Linked DNA regions of Homo sapiens: region 2 is linked to region 1. A link is a loop called in an ENCODE intact Hi-C map of the cell type or tissue named here. Cell type or tissue: PC-3. All regions are shown on one strand.

Region 1 (8,000 bases):
TATGATGAATGTAAAGCCTCACATGAACTCTGGTTAGATTTTGCCACCAATGAGTTTTGGTACCAAACTTACAGTAAAATTCTCAGTTGCCAGAGCTTTGGTGACGTTGAAATTTTAGATAAGGTATGGTAGACCTGATTAACACTTCCAGCTTCAACCCCAAGAGAAAATTGGTGGTAGTATCCACCATCCTTTCCCACTGTTCCTCAGGCTGTGTTTAGTTTATTTCCTAACCCTGAGGAAGATCATTCTTAAGATTCCTTTCAATTTTCTTTCAGATATATAATAACGTTGGTGTTTTGGAGTGAATTAGCCTGAATTGACTTCTCCCCTTAGCCTACTTCTTTAGCTCTCCTGACCTCATTCACACATTACTCGGTGGTTCTCAATACTGAGCTTGCATCACAATCCCCAGGAGGATGTATTAAAACACAGATTACTGAACCCTCCTTCCCAAGTTTCTGATTCAAGAGGTCTGGAATGGGGCCCAAGAACTGCTTTTTTTTTTTTAATTTTTTAATTTAATTTTAAGTTCCAGGATACATGTGCAGGATGTGCAGGTTTGTTACATAGGTAAACGTGTGCCATGGTGGTTTGCTGCACCTGTCAGCCCATTGATATAGGAGTTAAGAAGAAATCACTTAGGCAGATAGTAAGGGTTATGGGAGTCCACGGTAAGACCTTTTTTTTTTTTTTAATGAAAAGCAGCCCAAAATCATGTTCTAACAGAGTAGCCTGTAAAGTCAAGCTGCAGACATAAATAAGCAAGCTGGGAGCTTGCATGGGTGAATCCTGGCAGGAACTAGGGACTAGACATGTTCAGATGGCAGCTCCATCTTCCCTTCTCTTTGTCAGCCATGTGTACAGTGAGGAGCAGACAGGATGTCCCCAATGAACTGGAAAGCCCATTTGCATAATAAGATTAGGGCGGGGAACCAGCCTTCCCCATGCACTATGTAAACATCGTACCTAATCGAGCCAATCTGTGAGTCCTATGTAAATCAGACACCACGTCCTCAAATCTGACTGTAAAACCTGGCACATTTACCGCTGGCTGGGTCCTTTCCGCTCGGAGACCCCTCTCCCTATAGAGAGAGCTGTTTATCTTCCTTTTCTCTTCTGCCTATTAAACCTCTGCTCCTAAACTCCTCATGTGTGTCTGTGTCCTAAATTTTCCTGGCGCACCACAACGAACCCCAGGATATATACCCCAGGTAACGTAGCCGCTTCACCATTGCCTAAGGTATTAAGCCCAGCATGCATTAGCTATTTATCTTGAGCTCTCCCTTTCCCTCCGCAACCCGCCTCCCTGACAGGCTCCAGTGCGTGAGTTCCCCTCCCTGTGTCCATGTGTGCTCATTGGAGAACTGCTTTTTTAACAAGTTTTCTAGTGATGCTGACATGGCTGGTCCCAGGACCACACTTTGAGGGCCCACTGCGTTACTTGACGGAGCTTCTTTATCTTGCACTGAAGTGAAGACAACAATAAACATTCAGATGCAGTTTTCATCTTTATAAAGATTAGCTCCCAAATGACCCCAGTGTGTATTTGATGACTCACGGCTGTCTGCCTGTTCGACACACACAGAGATAGAAAGGCGGCTGAGTACTTGTCGCGAAGAGCTTGGTTGCCACGGGATTTTATTGGGATGTCATCCTGAGAAGCCTGAGTTAGGCCCTTCACTGGTGGTATCAGAATAAAAAATAGCAACTTTAAAGGAGTTTAGGGAAGGCAATTGAATTTTGATTTTAAATAAAATTCCTGAATTGAAATTCCTTTCCCAAACCACTGTATAATGTTGCTGTGTGAAGAAAAAAAAAAACTTTGCAAATGACTTTCCAAAAGTCATTAAACATGTAAAATGTTGTTCTCCTTTTAACATATATGACTGTCAGTCAACATGGAAACTCCAGCAGATAAAGATTCTCTTCTTTCAGGAATCAGGGAAGTATGCAAACTCTCATGAGCTGATTTTCTTAATTTTTCCACTTACAGGCCAGTCATCACTCACAGACCAAGATCACACCCATACATATTTTTGTCCAACTCTATTCCTCCATCTTTGTCTTCTAGATCTTACCTAGTAAGTCCAGGGAAATCTCTCCTTACTTCCTCTGTTTCAATTCTGAGAGAGAAATTGCCTAATTCATAAGTAAAAGCTAATATATATATCTACCCAGACAGGAAAGCTACACGGTTTTAGATTGAATTAGCCACAAGAATCAAGGCACCAACATCTCAAATTCTTGGAGTTCTTCAAGCTTTACAAAAATCTCTTCTTGTGTTTTTAATACTCAAACATTTACTCAAACATCTTAACGAGAACTAAACACATATTTCTACTCAATATTTTTATCTCCTTTATAATTTTGAACATTCTATCAGCATTCTTCTTACTTGTTTTAGTTACAAATGTTATGATTTCATCTGTATCATAGATTTAATTGATTTTGGAGAGTTGATCTGGAAACCAATTTATAATGTATATTTATAATGTTAATATTATATAATTTTGTATAGATAATCTTATAATTTTATAAATAAGAACATGTATTTTTGCCTCAATACTTACCAGCTAATCCATTTATTGGTCTAAGACTAAATGTCCTTCTATATTCCCTTAAACATATAAAATGTGGGTAACAACAAAGACCTTTTAATGAATACATCCTAGCTAACTCATAGATTATCAATTGAATTGTGTCATGATTATTTACTTTGCAAAAAGATTCTTTGCTTTTCAAAAGAATTAAGTTTCCTTTAAATAGTCACATGTAAAGGCATATTTTAACTCACACACCTGTTCATGCACATAGCTGTTTGCTGAATTAAGTGTAAAAATAAAATGAAGGGGAAATATCTTCACTCTCATTTTAGGCTTGTAGACTCTGCCTCCTCGGAGATACTCCCACTTCCTAACAGAAAGGCCTCAAGCCATTCTACGTGAATGTTAGATTCCACATTAGCAGATGCTGCTCCATACCCTCCCCACAGCCCACAAGAAGTAGCTGGGTGAAATCTAGGGCTAGGGACGCCTGGCGATGCCTTACACAGGTGGTTAGCAGGAGCAAGATGTCCAAAGAACAAACTGTTTCCAAGTCTCCCTTCTGTATCTTCTCATTAGAGGCAAGAGATATATCTTGGGAATCTCTGCCCCATTGGAAACTTTCCTAAACTTAGGACCTATTCCTGCCCCATCCCTCGGCTAGAGTCCCTGTCTCTAATACTAATTGTGGATATTAAGAATGGGGCCTACAAATGGATTATGTCACATTCTCTTCATTTTATGGATTAAATGCTGTCATCTTTTCACATTCCTTAACTGGCCTCTAAAAACAAAATCCAGCCCTGTCCTTTGTAAAGAACTGGATTGGTATTTGTCTCTTAAAGGTGTATATCCCCCATGCTCAGGCTACCTGCCTCTGTGGAAATAAGAGAAGAATTCCCTAACTCACTCATGTTCTGAGAAGACTGCTGGCCAGGGCGGATGTACGTAGTCTCATGCATATGCCACTGTACCCAAAATTGTACCATCAGTGACAGAATGAGCATATATTTCACTGGTGCCCACAACTGGTGGCAGGCACTTGGTAGGTTAGTGGTACGAAGATAACTAAGTTGGTTCTTACCCTCAAATAGCTCAGAGTCTACTGGAGGGCTCCCTCCTTTGGAATGAATTATTGTTCTTTCTCTCTATCTCTCTTAACATGCAACTATTCATTGATATAATTAATAGCATAGCATACCATAAGTTGCACATCAGATCTTTCCTTGCAATCCTAGTGTTTTGGGAAAAGACAACTTTTAAAAAGTCCTCATAAACCACTGAAATGAGTACAATGACCTACACACACCCCAGTTTGATAAAAACTCAATTCTGTTACCCTAAAGACGCACTTCACTACAACCATTGCCTTCCTTCAACCAAGAGCCATTCGTCTGCCATTACTTGAACAGAGCAGCAGATGGCACCAGAAAACTGCAGCATGAGAGGAACTGCACAAGCATTCTCGGCTTCCAACGTTCCCTTCCTTCTCAGGGAGTCAGCATTTCACATAACAGTGCCTCAAATTTGTCCTCAGGGGTATTATTTTCCTCAGAGAAGAGCTGGAGAAATAAACTGATATTCTAGTAAGAGAAGCACCCACCATCGTCATTGTCAACAGTGAGATTTGGTGCAAGGGCGAGCCATATTGCTTCCGGGTAACTCCATGACTTTCCAAGTGAGTAATCTTAAGAAACTCCGTGTTCTCATTTCCTCATCTACTAGAGGAATTAGAGTCAGAATTTCATCTAGCACCCTGAGAGGAACACATGAGAACCAAATGCCGTGCTGGATTTGAAAGGTTTTTGTAAACTGTGATAGGTTATTTATTAATTACCAGTAGCACACATTTCCCTCTGAGATCAGAGTGCATCTGGCGTGACACAAGCTGAGGCGGAAAAGCATTTTCTCTGCAGAAGCATGAGGTGCTCAGCCTGGGAATGCGGTGTTTCCACCATGCTGGGCCAACACACTCAATAGCATACAGTGAGGGAACAGAAGTGCTATTCAGCTTCTGGATACCAGGGATTTGCCCTCCCAGCTCTCTGGTTAACATTTCACCCCTTCCTCAATTCCAGTCTCAGGCAGACACCCTGGGACACTCATTCCCTGTCCTCTCAGCAAATCCCAGTGAAACTAAAACCTAAGCAAAGTGATGAAGAAGAGTCTCTAAAGTCCTCTGTTCCACATCCTGATTTCAATTTTCCCTTTCCAGATAATTCTGTGTCATCACTTTTACCCAGGCTGCCCCTGTCAGTAGGAAAATGAACAGGAAAAGGAACAGATAGCTTAACATGTTACCCCTTCAAGAAATATCTATATTTTAAATGAGAATTGTGGTGAAAGAACCATGTTTCATCCAAAGGAAAAAGTCTCTAACAGTCAAATGGGAGCCCCTGTAGGCAGAGAGAGTTTTTAAGTCACCAGCTCCTCCCACTAAAAAAGTCATCTCTCATAGATTTTAACTTAAGGCCCAGATAGCTTTTCCCCCTTTCTGTCCCCCAATTTCTTCCCTCTGGTCTATATAACTGATCACACTCTGTGAAAAGTATCCACTCTGCTCTTTTTTCCCTCTATGCCTGTCAGCAGCCGCATCTTTGTTTTTTCAGACAGAGTCTTACTCTGTCGCCCAGGCTGGAGTGCAGTGGCACAATCTCAGCTCATTGCAACCTCTGCCTCCTGGGTTCAAGTGATTCTCCTGCCTCAGCTTCCCAAGTAGGTGGGATTACAGGCGCCCGCCACCATGCCCAGCTAATTTTTGTATTTTTAGTAGAGACGGGGTTTCACCATGTTGACCAGGCTGGTTTCAAACTCCTGACCTCATGTGATCCACCCGCCTCAGCCTCCCAAAGTGCTAGGATTACAGGCGTGAGTCACCGCGCCTGGCCAGCAGCCGCCTTTTTAAATTTTCTGAACTTGTGCTCGCTTCCACAGCACATATACTACATTTTCTGACCTTTAACTCCCTGTTGAAGTTCTTCTCCCACCACATATACATGTGCTCAATAGAAATCAAGCTAACCTCCATGTAATCACCAAATCTTAACAATAATATTTTAACTCTGTGTAATACTTTATAATTGACAGAGTGTTTCCATTCAACAGGTAAACAGGGGAATGGGAGGGGATGACATGTCGGAAATGGCCTGAGGTCCCAGGGCTAACCAGAAGCAGGATTCAGACTTCAATGCAGACCTCTGTCTCTCAGTGGTCCAAAGACCATTCCCTTCTAACACTAAGAGCTTTCCAGAAGCTGTGGAAAAGGAGCCCTGAAGAACAAAATGGTAGTGCCAGGGGGGTGCCCTGATGTCCCACACCTGCACCTCCAGGCCTGCAGACCTTCCATGGGGACCAAAGGTAACCATATCTACAGCCAGCATTGGTCATCTCGCTGCTGGCAACAGGGGAATGAGGATGAAGGTAGATGTTCTCTCAGCCCATTGCCACTGCCCTCTCTTGAACTCCCTTGAATACCTAAGACAAGGTGTACCTTGAGCTGAACAAAACCCAGAGTGACCTTCCTAAATCCCAGCTTCAACCTTGGACTTTGAATACCTTGAAAAACCCCAAGATAAGGGAGGAAAGAAGAGCTCTAAGAAGCAAAGAAATGAGGGCCTAAAACCATGTCCTTAATTCCTTATTTCTTAATCCTTCCTGAGGATGCACTGTATGGAAAGTGCATTCTAGGCTGTTGTGCAAGAAGGGGAACCACCACATTCTTTTCCTGTGTTTACTGGAATCCCCTAATGTGACTTAGCAGCACGTCCACCAACCCCTGTTCCTCCCCTTAGACTGTTCTTACAGAGCTTCCTCTTGGGCCCACAACAGAGCTGCTGTGCTCCTGCCGGGCGGGCCGTCTTCTGACACACACACAAAAGCCTTGTTAGAGCTCCTTCCTTACTAGGGACAGCCCAAGGCCAAAAGAGAGATTCCCTGCCCCAAAACAGGGATGAAGAGCCCAGAACTTCTCTGTCACTGAGAATTTCAATGCCGTAGAGGTAACCTGGGATGGAGAGGAATTGAAAAGAGCTACTGAGAAGGGCCATTCCTCATGGGGCACCAGGGGGGCTTCGCGGGGGCGCAGGGAGGGCCGTTCCTGCCAGTGGCCCTTCTAAGAAACTCTATAACATCCATGTGAATGCTTTTGTCTGAGAGCTGGGAAAGTGGCCGTGGTTCTCCAGGGCATCCCATTCCCCATGCTAACCTCCAGGTTATATCCCTGAAGTGAATTCTTATTCTATGTTGCCTCAACATGCATTTTGAATATAAATTTAACTTTCTCATACCAGAAGCAGGGCTTAGGTACTCTTGGTGCAGTTTCTAGTTCTATACTCCCAAACCCAGTCCCCCAGTGTGGTCCATCTAGATATCTGCCTTATACAACTTCCTCCTGGTGACCCCCTGCCCAGTGACAGCTAGATATAGCCTGCTGGGCAGGCCCTGCTGACTCCCACAGCCCACATAGACTGTGCAGATGTGTCACAGCGACCACCGCTCATCGCAGCATGACCTCCTGAACTCATGCCTGCTCGCTAAACCCACCATGTAAAACTCCCACTGGAGACCTGCCTGGATAACACCCTGGACCCAGTAAAGTCATTAGTGCGTGGATTCCTCTCTCTCTCTCTGTCTTCGTGTGCTCCCTGCCTTCAGTGTGTGCCCTCTGGGCATGACGTGTAACCTCCAGTACCTGTAAGTAATAAAATCTTTATTTCCATCTTGTGTCCCCCTAATCAATGAAGCGGTGCCCTTCATCTCAAAGATCCTAAATTATAACAATCCCTTACCTAGAGATGATTTCCGCAGAAGTCGTCCAAGGGCAGAAACAGAAACAAGTCATGAAGTTCATTTGATCATCCTTGAGGACGTATCAGGAAGTCTTGTCAGCACAAAGGCGAGGCTGGTGGTAGTCCTGGGAATTATCAGCACCTGTGATTGAGTGGTTTCTCTGTGCATGGCATAGCACTCTTTAGGCTCCAAAGGCCTTGCTTCCAAAGGCCCAGTGGCTACCTTGTATACATATACATACACATGTGTATATGTAGACATATATTTTATATATTTCTGTGTATATAAATGTACCTATCAGTATACATATAAATACCTGATATATAACACACATTTATAAATATGTTATATTTATATAATTAGGTATTTTTAAAATACATATATACCTTTAAATATGTATAGGTACATATATATACACACATATACAATCTTTCATGACTGGGACTACATAAAAACAAAAACAACAATACCCCACAGTATTAGAAATAAAACTTTCTAAATCTATCAAATAGGTTTGCATCTATTACTTTATTGTTTAGTTCCAAAATTGTGAGGTTGGGCAGATACCATGATTAGCTCTATTTGACAGATAAGGAAATTAAACTTTCATTACAGTGCTGGTCTGAATCAAAATGAAACTCTAGGTTGAATGCTTTATTCATATCT
Region 2 (8,000 bases), 690 kb after region 1:
GCCTTTTTGAGCCCCCGTTTCCTCATTTTTAAAATCGGGATGATATCCACACTTAGGCTTGTTGCAAAGCTTTCATGAAGTGATGCATGCAAAGCAGATAGAACCTCTACTTGCGATGTAGCCAGGAGCTAGTAGAGTTATTGTTGCCATTGTGGTTGTCATTTTTATTAAAACAACTCATCTATACTGAGCTTTTCTTGTGATTTTAAAAAAATTGATTCTTTTTGTTTTGAATTATTTAACTTTATTTTTTGAAGCTAACATGCTATCTTTTTCTCTTAATGCTAATATAGAAAATTATTACAATTTACATGTGTATTTTACAAGTTGTTAGGGTATCTTGGAAAAACCAGTCAATAGCAATCATCAGGTAATATAAAAATTCCTCCTGAGTCACTTTAATTTTCAGCTTCTTTTCTGGAAATTAAACTGAGTGCCAATGTGTGGGAATACAGCATAAATGGCACTGAATAGCAGGCAAATGTGTGAATGTACAAGGAGAAAATCATGTCCCAGGCTGGTCTGAGAATGCATCTCTCAGTCCAATATAGTTCTGGGAAATATTAACTGTGATGATGATTTTCTTGTTCTACTATTGAGATTGTCTAACATTCTCCTTCCCTACACTGTCCTCACTTAGTGATGTCAGTAACTTTCTCCTTTTGTACATGTGACCCAGAGCCTTGATCTTTCTCCACAGTATCCAGCTTATTGGTCATTACCAAGTTGATATCCTGCCCAGCCCATTAGGATTTACCTATACCACAACCATCATGGTAGCTCATTGGAGCAAGATCTGTTAGTACATCTATACCTTTTCACCCATGTGCATGGTGGTGAGCTCTGTGCCTGTACACGTGAGATGTTAGAAACAGGTTTTTATTATTTTTGCAAGTGAATTGTCCTTTTAGATACTAGTCTGAGAAATTGCCAGACCATATCCTTAAGCAATATTTTCAAACATGTGCTGTGATCTGTAAGTTTCCTCCCACTTAGAGAAATTCAATAGTAATAGGATTTGTGGTGAAAGTCATAAATCTTTGTCGTATACCAAAACTGATATTAAATGGACATAGAAATGAATTACCATAAAGAAAGATCAAATCTTATGTGCTTCTGTGTTTGGAATTGTCCTAGATTTCGTGAAGTTTTTCTTCCCAGTGGATAAGATCACATTCCTCTCTCTTCCCCCATCTGCTGGTAGTAGGTTAATGATTTATCTAAACGTTAGGATGAGCTCATCAAATTGAAGAAAGTAACGTAGAGGATGTGGAGAATGTATACTTATAAAGGGCATTTATCTGCAATGTCTGTAACAAGGAATTTGAGAGGATTTCCCTGATGTGGCCCCTCAGGCCTCTCACAAAAAGCGTATTGACTGGCTAGATTCCTTGCTAGAGGAAGCCTCCCACAGGCTGCAGTGCCTGGCATGAATGCTTGTTTTAGCCGCCACTAAGACACCTTGCCTTGTCTCTTGGCTCACTAGACCCAGTTCAAAATGTGGTTCAGGTCCTGGAGAAACAATACCTAGAAGAAAAGAGAAGTGCCCTAGAGGAGCAGCGGCTCATGTATGAGCGGGAACTGGAGCAACTCCGCCAGCAGCTCTCCCCCGACAGGCAGCCACAGAGTAGCGGCCCTGACCGCCTGGCCTACAGCAGCCAGACAGCGCAGCAGAAGGTGACCCAGTGGGCAGAAGAGAGGTAAGAACTGCAGCGGGGGCAGCCCAGAGTCAAGGCCCCAAGGCCGTGGGTCTTTGAGGGAGGGGTTTTTGAGACATGTCAGGGACAAACCTAGCAACAAGAGAACTCTTAATCCCATACGTGATATTGCCAATTAGCTTTTCCTTTCACAAATATTGTCCACCCTAAGTATGTTTACTATAATGTTAGCTGTTAAAGACCCCTCCTACCCCCAAACCATTTACCCTTCAATAAAAATGGTGCCAAGTTGCAAGGGTTAGACAGGTATGTATTGAAATTTAGAAAGTTTGAATAATTTCTTTAACACAAAAGCATTTTTTTCTTATTTCTCATACTTTTGAATCTATTTAAATACAACTTCAGTGCTGATTAATCTACTAAATGTGAAAGTTTAAGATTTATAGCTGGGTGCAGTGGCTCACACCTGTAATCCTAGCACTTGGGGAGGCTGAGGCGGGAGGATCACTTAAGCCCAGGAGTTTGAATCCAGCCCAGGCAACATAGTGAGACCTTGTCTCTACAAAAAGTAAAAATTACCCAGGCGTGGTGGTGCATGCCTATAAGGTCACTGGGAGGATCGCTTGAGCCCAGGAGTTTAAGACCAGCCTGAGCAACATAACGAGACCTTGTCTCTACAAAAAATAAAAAATTAGCCAGGCATGGTAGCTGGTGCCTATAATCCCAGCTACTTGGGAGGCTTAGGAGGGAGGGTCACTTGAGCCCCAGAGATCAAGGCTTTAGTGAGCTGCGATCATGCCACCACACTCCAGCCTGGGTGACAGGAAGAACCTGACCTGACTCAGGCCAGGTGCGGTGGCTCAGGCCTGTAATCCCAGCACTTTGGGAGGCCAAGGCAGCGGATCGCCTGAGGTCAGGAGTTCCAGACCAGCCTGGCCAACATGGTGAAACCCTGTCTCTACTAAAAATACAGAAAAAAAAGAAAAAATAGCAGCGCATGGTGGCAGGCGCCTGTAATCCCAGCTACTTGGGAGGCTGAGGCAGGAGAATCGCTTGAACCCAGGAGGCAATGGTTACAGTAAGCCAAGATCGCGCCATTGCACTCCAGCCTGGGTGACAAGAGGGAGACTTTGTCTCAAAAAAAAAAAAAAAAAGAACCTGACTAAAAGAAAAGATTTATGACTTTAAAATACTTATATCAGAACTCTCAAAGGAGAAAGTGGTAGAGTGTGGGTGGCAAGCCACCCAGGTGCCAAGGCAAGAGACCAAGGGCACAAGCTGTTCCAGTATAATAAAGCTAATATATAGAATAAGAATAGTTATACTAGAAATAGATTATAGATATGATTATATATGAATATCATTAATCATTAGTTTGTAGCATTACTCTTTATTCCAATATTATAATAATCTTTGTTCTACAGTTATCACCTGGGAAAAACCAGCCATACAGAGATAGGAGCTGAAGGGACACAGTGAGAAGTGACCAGAAGACAAGTGTAAGCCCTCTGTTACTCCCAAACAGGGCCACTAGAGGGCTCCCTGGTCTAGTGGTAAGGCCAGTGCCTGAGAAGGCGCCCATTACCTAGCGGGCCTTGGTCTAGCAGTAGCGTCAGTGCCTGGGGAAGGCACTAGTTACTTAGCAGACTGGGAAAGGGAGTCTCCCTTTTCCCGGGGGAGTTAGAGAAGACTCTGCTCCACCACCTCTTGTGGAAGGCCTGACATGAGTCAGGCCCGCCCGCAGCCATCCAGAGGCCTGTCTCCCTGTGATGCTGTGCTTCAGTGGTCACTCTCCTGGTCTGCTTTCATGTTCCACCCTGTACGCCTGGCTCTGCCTTCTCGATAGCAGTAACAGGATTAGCGAAAGTACTTAAAGTCTTTGAAATACATAGAAGAAATAATGGTGTAAGCTGTCCTCTCTCTGTCTCCGCCTTGGCTGCCAAACAGGGAAGGGACCCTTGTCCAGTGGACACATGACTTGCGTGACCTTCCTGTCATTGGTGATGGCTCACACTCTTTCCCCTGCCCCCTTTTCTTGTATCCAATAAATAACAGTGCAGCCAGGCATTCGGGGCCACTACCGGTCTCTGCGTCTAGGTGGTAGTGGTCCCCCGGGCCCAGCTGTCTTTTCTTCTATCTCTTTGTCTTGTGTCTTTATTTCTATGATCTCTCATCTCCACACACGAGGAGAAAAATCCACAGACCCAGTGGGGCTGGACCCTACAGTGGAGGAAATGGTAATAATAATAATCACCACTACCATAATAAGGACAATAGGCTATTGAAGACTTCAGTTGTGTTCTTGCCATAGTCCAGTCTTTTATTTAACATCCCAGCAGCAGTATGCCATAGGAACTATTATCCCTGTCTTATAGGTCAGGCAATCAGTTTAAATATCCTGCCTTAATCAACCATCTAGGAAGTGAAAAAAACAGAGTTTGAACCCAGTTTTCTCTGCAGTCTCCTAATAACACCTGTGTTATAATAATTAATAGTACTAATAAAAGCAACACCTGGCTGGGCGCGGTGGCTCACGCCTGTAATCCCAGCACTTTGGGAGGCCGAGGCGGGTGGATCATGAGGTCAGGAGTTCAAGACCAGCCTGGCCAAGATGGTGAAACCCCGTCTGTACTAAAAATACAAAAATAAGTCAGGTGCGGTCGTGGGCACCTATAATCCCAGCTACTCGGGAGGTTGAGGCAGAAGAATTGCTTGAACCCGGGAGGCAGAGGTTGCAGTGATCTGAGATCACGCCACTGCACTCTAGCCTGGGTGACAGAGCAAGACTGTCTCAAAAAAAAAAAAAAAAAAAGCCGGGCACTGTAGCTCATGCCTGTAATCCCAGCACTTTGGGAGGCCAAGGCGGGCAGATCACGAGGTCAGGAGATCAAGACCATCCTGGCTAACAAGGTGAAACCCCATCTCTACTAAAAATACAAAAATTAGCCGGGCGTGGTGGCGGGCGCCTGTAGTCCCAGCTACTCGGGGGACTGAGGCAGGAGAATGGCGTGAACCTGGGAGGCGGAGCTTGCAGTGAGCTGAGATCATGCCACTGCACTCCAGCCTGGGCAACAGAGCAAGACTCCATCTCAAAAAAAAAAAAAAAAAAAAAAGCAGCACCTTACATCTATAGACCATTTATACCATGTACCAGGTACTAATTGCTGTTCCTGTATTCCTCTAATCCTCACAACTGCTACTGCCTTTACACATAAGGAAACTCAGGCTGAGAGGTTAAATGATTTACCCAGATGGTCAGTTAGCTGGTAAATTGGGCGATGGGATCAGAGCCGTGGCATTCTGACTGTAGAGCTCTTCCTGTAACTCACACACACACTGCAGCTCTCACTAGCAATGAGATGCAGAACACAGGCCACACCCGGGGAAGGTGACTCCCAAGAGGAGAAAAGGGAACCCTGCCCTGCAGCGCAAGGCTCGCAACAGTCACGCACTTGTTAATGTTAAATGAAGAGAAGAGAGTCAATTATATTTTCCCCAGGAGCTACCTGCTCATCTGTCTGGATACTGAAATAGGAAGATTTATCATACTTATATTACTCTTTTTTCTGAGATGGAGTTTCACTCTTCTTGCCCAGGCTAGAGTGCAAGGCTGGAGTGCAATGGCATGATATCCGCTCACTGCAACCTCCATCTCCCAGGTTCAAGCGATTCTCCTACCTCTGCCTCCCAAGTAGCTGGGATTACAAGTGCCCACCACAATACCTGGCTAATTTTTGTATTTTTAGTAGAGATGAGGTTTCACCATGTTGGCCAGGCTGGTCTCGAACCCCTGACCTCAGGTGATCCGCCCGCCTCAGCCTCCCAAAGTGTTGGGATTATAAGCGTGAGCCACTGCACCAGATGTTATGTTACTTTTTATACTTTATTGTACCTGGAAGAAACAGACAAAAGTTATCAGATGGTCCTTTTTCTGAAGAGCTGCCTTTTACACATTTACTATGAGCTGGTGGCTTCACGCCAAGCAACAGCTAGCTGTTGAGGATAACTGATATAATTGTACCCATTGATATCCTTTCTATTTACTAAACAATATAAAAGATAAAAGCAAAAGTGTCTTCAAAAGAAGACATACATGTGGCCAACAAAGCATATTAAGAAGTGTTCATTATCACCAATGACTAGGGAAATGCAAATCAAAACCACAATGAGATACCATCTCACACCAGTCAGAATGGCTATTATTAAAAAGTCAAAAAATAACAGATTCTGGCAAAGTTGCGAAGAAAAGGGAACCCTTATACACTGTTGGTGAGAGTGTAAATTAATTCAATCATTGTGGAAAGCAATGCGGCAATTTTTTAAAGAGCTAAAAACAGAACTATCATTTCACCCAGCCATCTCACTATTGGGTATGTACCCAAAGAAATATAAGTTGTTCTACCATAAAGACACATGCACATGTATATTCATTGCAGTGCTATTCACAATAGGAAAGACATGGAATCAACCTAAATGTCCAACGATAGACTGGATAAAGAAAACGTGGTACATGTACACCATGGAATACTATGCAGCCATGAAAAACAACAAGATCGTGTCCTTTGCAGGAACATGGATGGAACTGGCGGCCATCATTCTTAGAAAACGAATGCAGGAACAGAACACCAGATACCGCGTGTTCTCACTAATAAGTGAGAGCTAAATCATGGGAACCGATGGACAGAAAGGGGAACAACAGACACTGGGGCCTGTGGGAGGAGGAGGGAGAGGCTCAGGAAAAAAAAACAAAAACCTGCCAAGTACTATGCTTACTACCCGGGTAATGAAATAATCCATACATCAAACCCCTTAGTCATGAGTTGACCTGTATAACAAACCTGTGCATGTACCCCTGAACCTAAAATAAGTCAAAATATTTAAATTTTAAAAAACAAAAGTATCTGATAAAGAAGGTGGTTTGCTTTTAACCATAGTGTTTTTCAGTTAAATAGTTAAAAATATTTTTTTGATTTCCCTTAATTCCAGATTGATTTTCTTTGGGGCTTAAATTCTTAAAAGAAAGGAAAAGTGTAGAAGTCGGGTACAGTGGCACATGCCTATAGTCTCAGCTACTCCAGAGGCTGAGGCAGGAGGATCACCTGCGCCCAGGAGTTTCAAGCTGTAGTGCACTGTGATCATGCCTCTGAATAGCCACTGCACTGCAGCCTGGGCAACACAGGGAGACCCTATCTCCAAGAAAAAGAGAGAGAGAGAAGGAAAGAAAGAAAAAGGGAGGGAGAGAAGGAAGGAAGGAAGGAAGAAAAAAAAAGATGAGATATTTTGGGAATGTCATTCAAAGACAAGAATAGTTGCATTATTGATTTTGTCAGGTTTCACTGGATAAAAGTAAGATGTCATTAATTGTATGTGGTTATATAAGAAGCTGGAACTCTTACCTAAGTAAATTGTTGATGGGTTGTGAAATAATGAAGGACTCTTACCTACATGAATGTTGATGGGTTGAGAATCAAGTAAATTTAAACGCTGGTGAGAATTACAAAGAAAGCCACAGATGTCGTTTATTCTCTTTGTACACTTAGAATGTAGTATGAAACAAGATATAAATTTGTGGAAAAATTAAGTCATAGAAAATTAAAGAACAGTTTCATTCAACAATAGGAAACGTTAGGATTATATATTAATAGTTATTTGTTTGTTTTCTATTTCCTACCCTGGAAAATGAGTTGCAAGGGACAGGGAATCCTTTGAAGTATCCCTAGTGCCTAGAATGATGTGGTCACCTGGTAGGTATTTAGTAAATATTGTATGCATTGATTGTGTGAATGTATTGAAGTGAAAAGCATGTAATCGCTAAGTGGACAGACTGCACAGTAAGCTTGTTGGTTGTTCAGTGGAAGATGAGACTTAATGAAGCTGAGTCTTCTACAGAGGTTTTCAGGGAGAAGGATTGATTTCAAGTGCATTTGAGAGGTAGAGTTTGACCAGCAGAGAGAAAGTAAGAAGGACATTTTGGGTGGGCAGATTGGCATGAACAGATGAGAAGCAATGGAAGAGAATTAAGATGTATTTGGGAGACTGCAAAAGAACTGTTTCGTGTAGTCTAGAACAGGGGTCCCCAATCCCCAGACCACAAACTGGTACGGGTCCGTGGCCTGTTAGGAACCAGGCTGCACAGCAGGAGGTGAATAGTGGGCCAGCAAGCGAAGCTTCATCTGTGTCTACAGCTGCTCCCCATCACTTGCATTACTGCCTGAGCTCCACCTCCTGTCAGATCAGCAGTGGCATTAGATTCTCACAGGAGCACAAACCCTATTATGAACTGTACATGCGAGAGATCTAGGTTGCATGTTCCTTATAAGAGTCTGAAGCCTGATGATCTAT

The links. Hi-C counts contacts between places; a loop is a spot of excess contacts. Peaks named below come from ENCODE experiments on the same cell type or tissue, not always from the same donor. Only the 100,000 strongest peaks of a DNase experiment are listed, where the experiment ranks them.
Region 2: a loop joins it to region 1, with 8 times the contacts of the local background. A loop is called at or near these places in 8 of 110 quality-filtered maps.

The regions. Positions count from the first base shown.
Region 1 is chr6:18,500,140-18,508,139 of GRCh38, reverse strand. LOC105374955 (a long non-coding RNA gene) reads right to left here. Exons shown (of 4, transcript XR_926549.3): 2 at 7,334-7,475. Among named protein-coding and RNA genes, the nearest start is that of MIR548A1HG, 19 kb to the left of the region's middle. In PC-3, a CTCF peak has its summit at 3,964 (motif pointing right); a DNase peak (open chromatin) is centred at 3,989; H3K4me3 peaks cover 521 bases; H3K27ac peaks cover 552 bases.
Region 2 is chr6:17,810,720-17,818,719 of GRCh38, reverse strand. KIF13A (kinesin family member 13A) reads left to right here. Exons shown (of 39, transcript NM_022113.6): 17 at 1,487-1,700. Among named protein-coding and RNA genes, the nearest start is that of NUP153-AS1, 110 kb to the right of the region's middle. RefSeq lists an enhancer at 3,048-3,342. In PC-3, CTCF peaks have their summits at 1,170 (motif pointing left) and 3,197 (motif pointing right); a DNase peak (open chromatin) is centred at 3,199.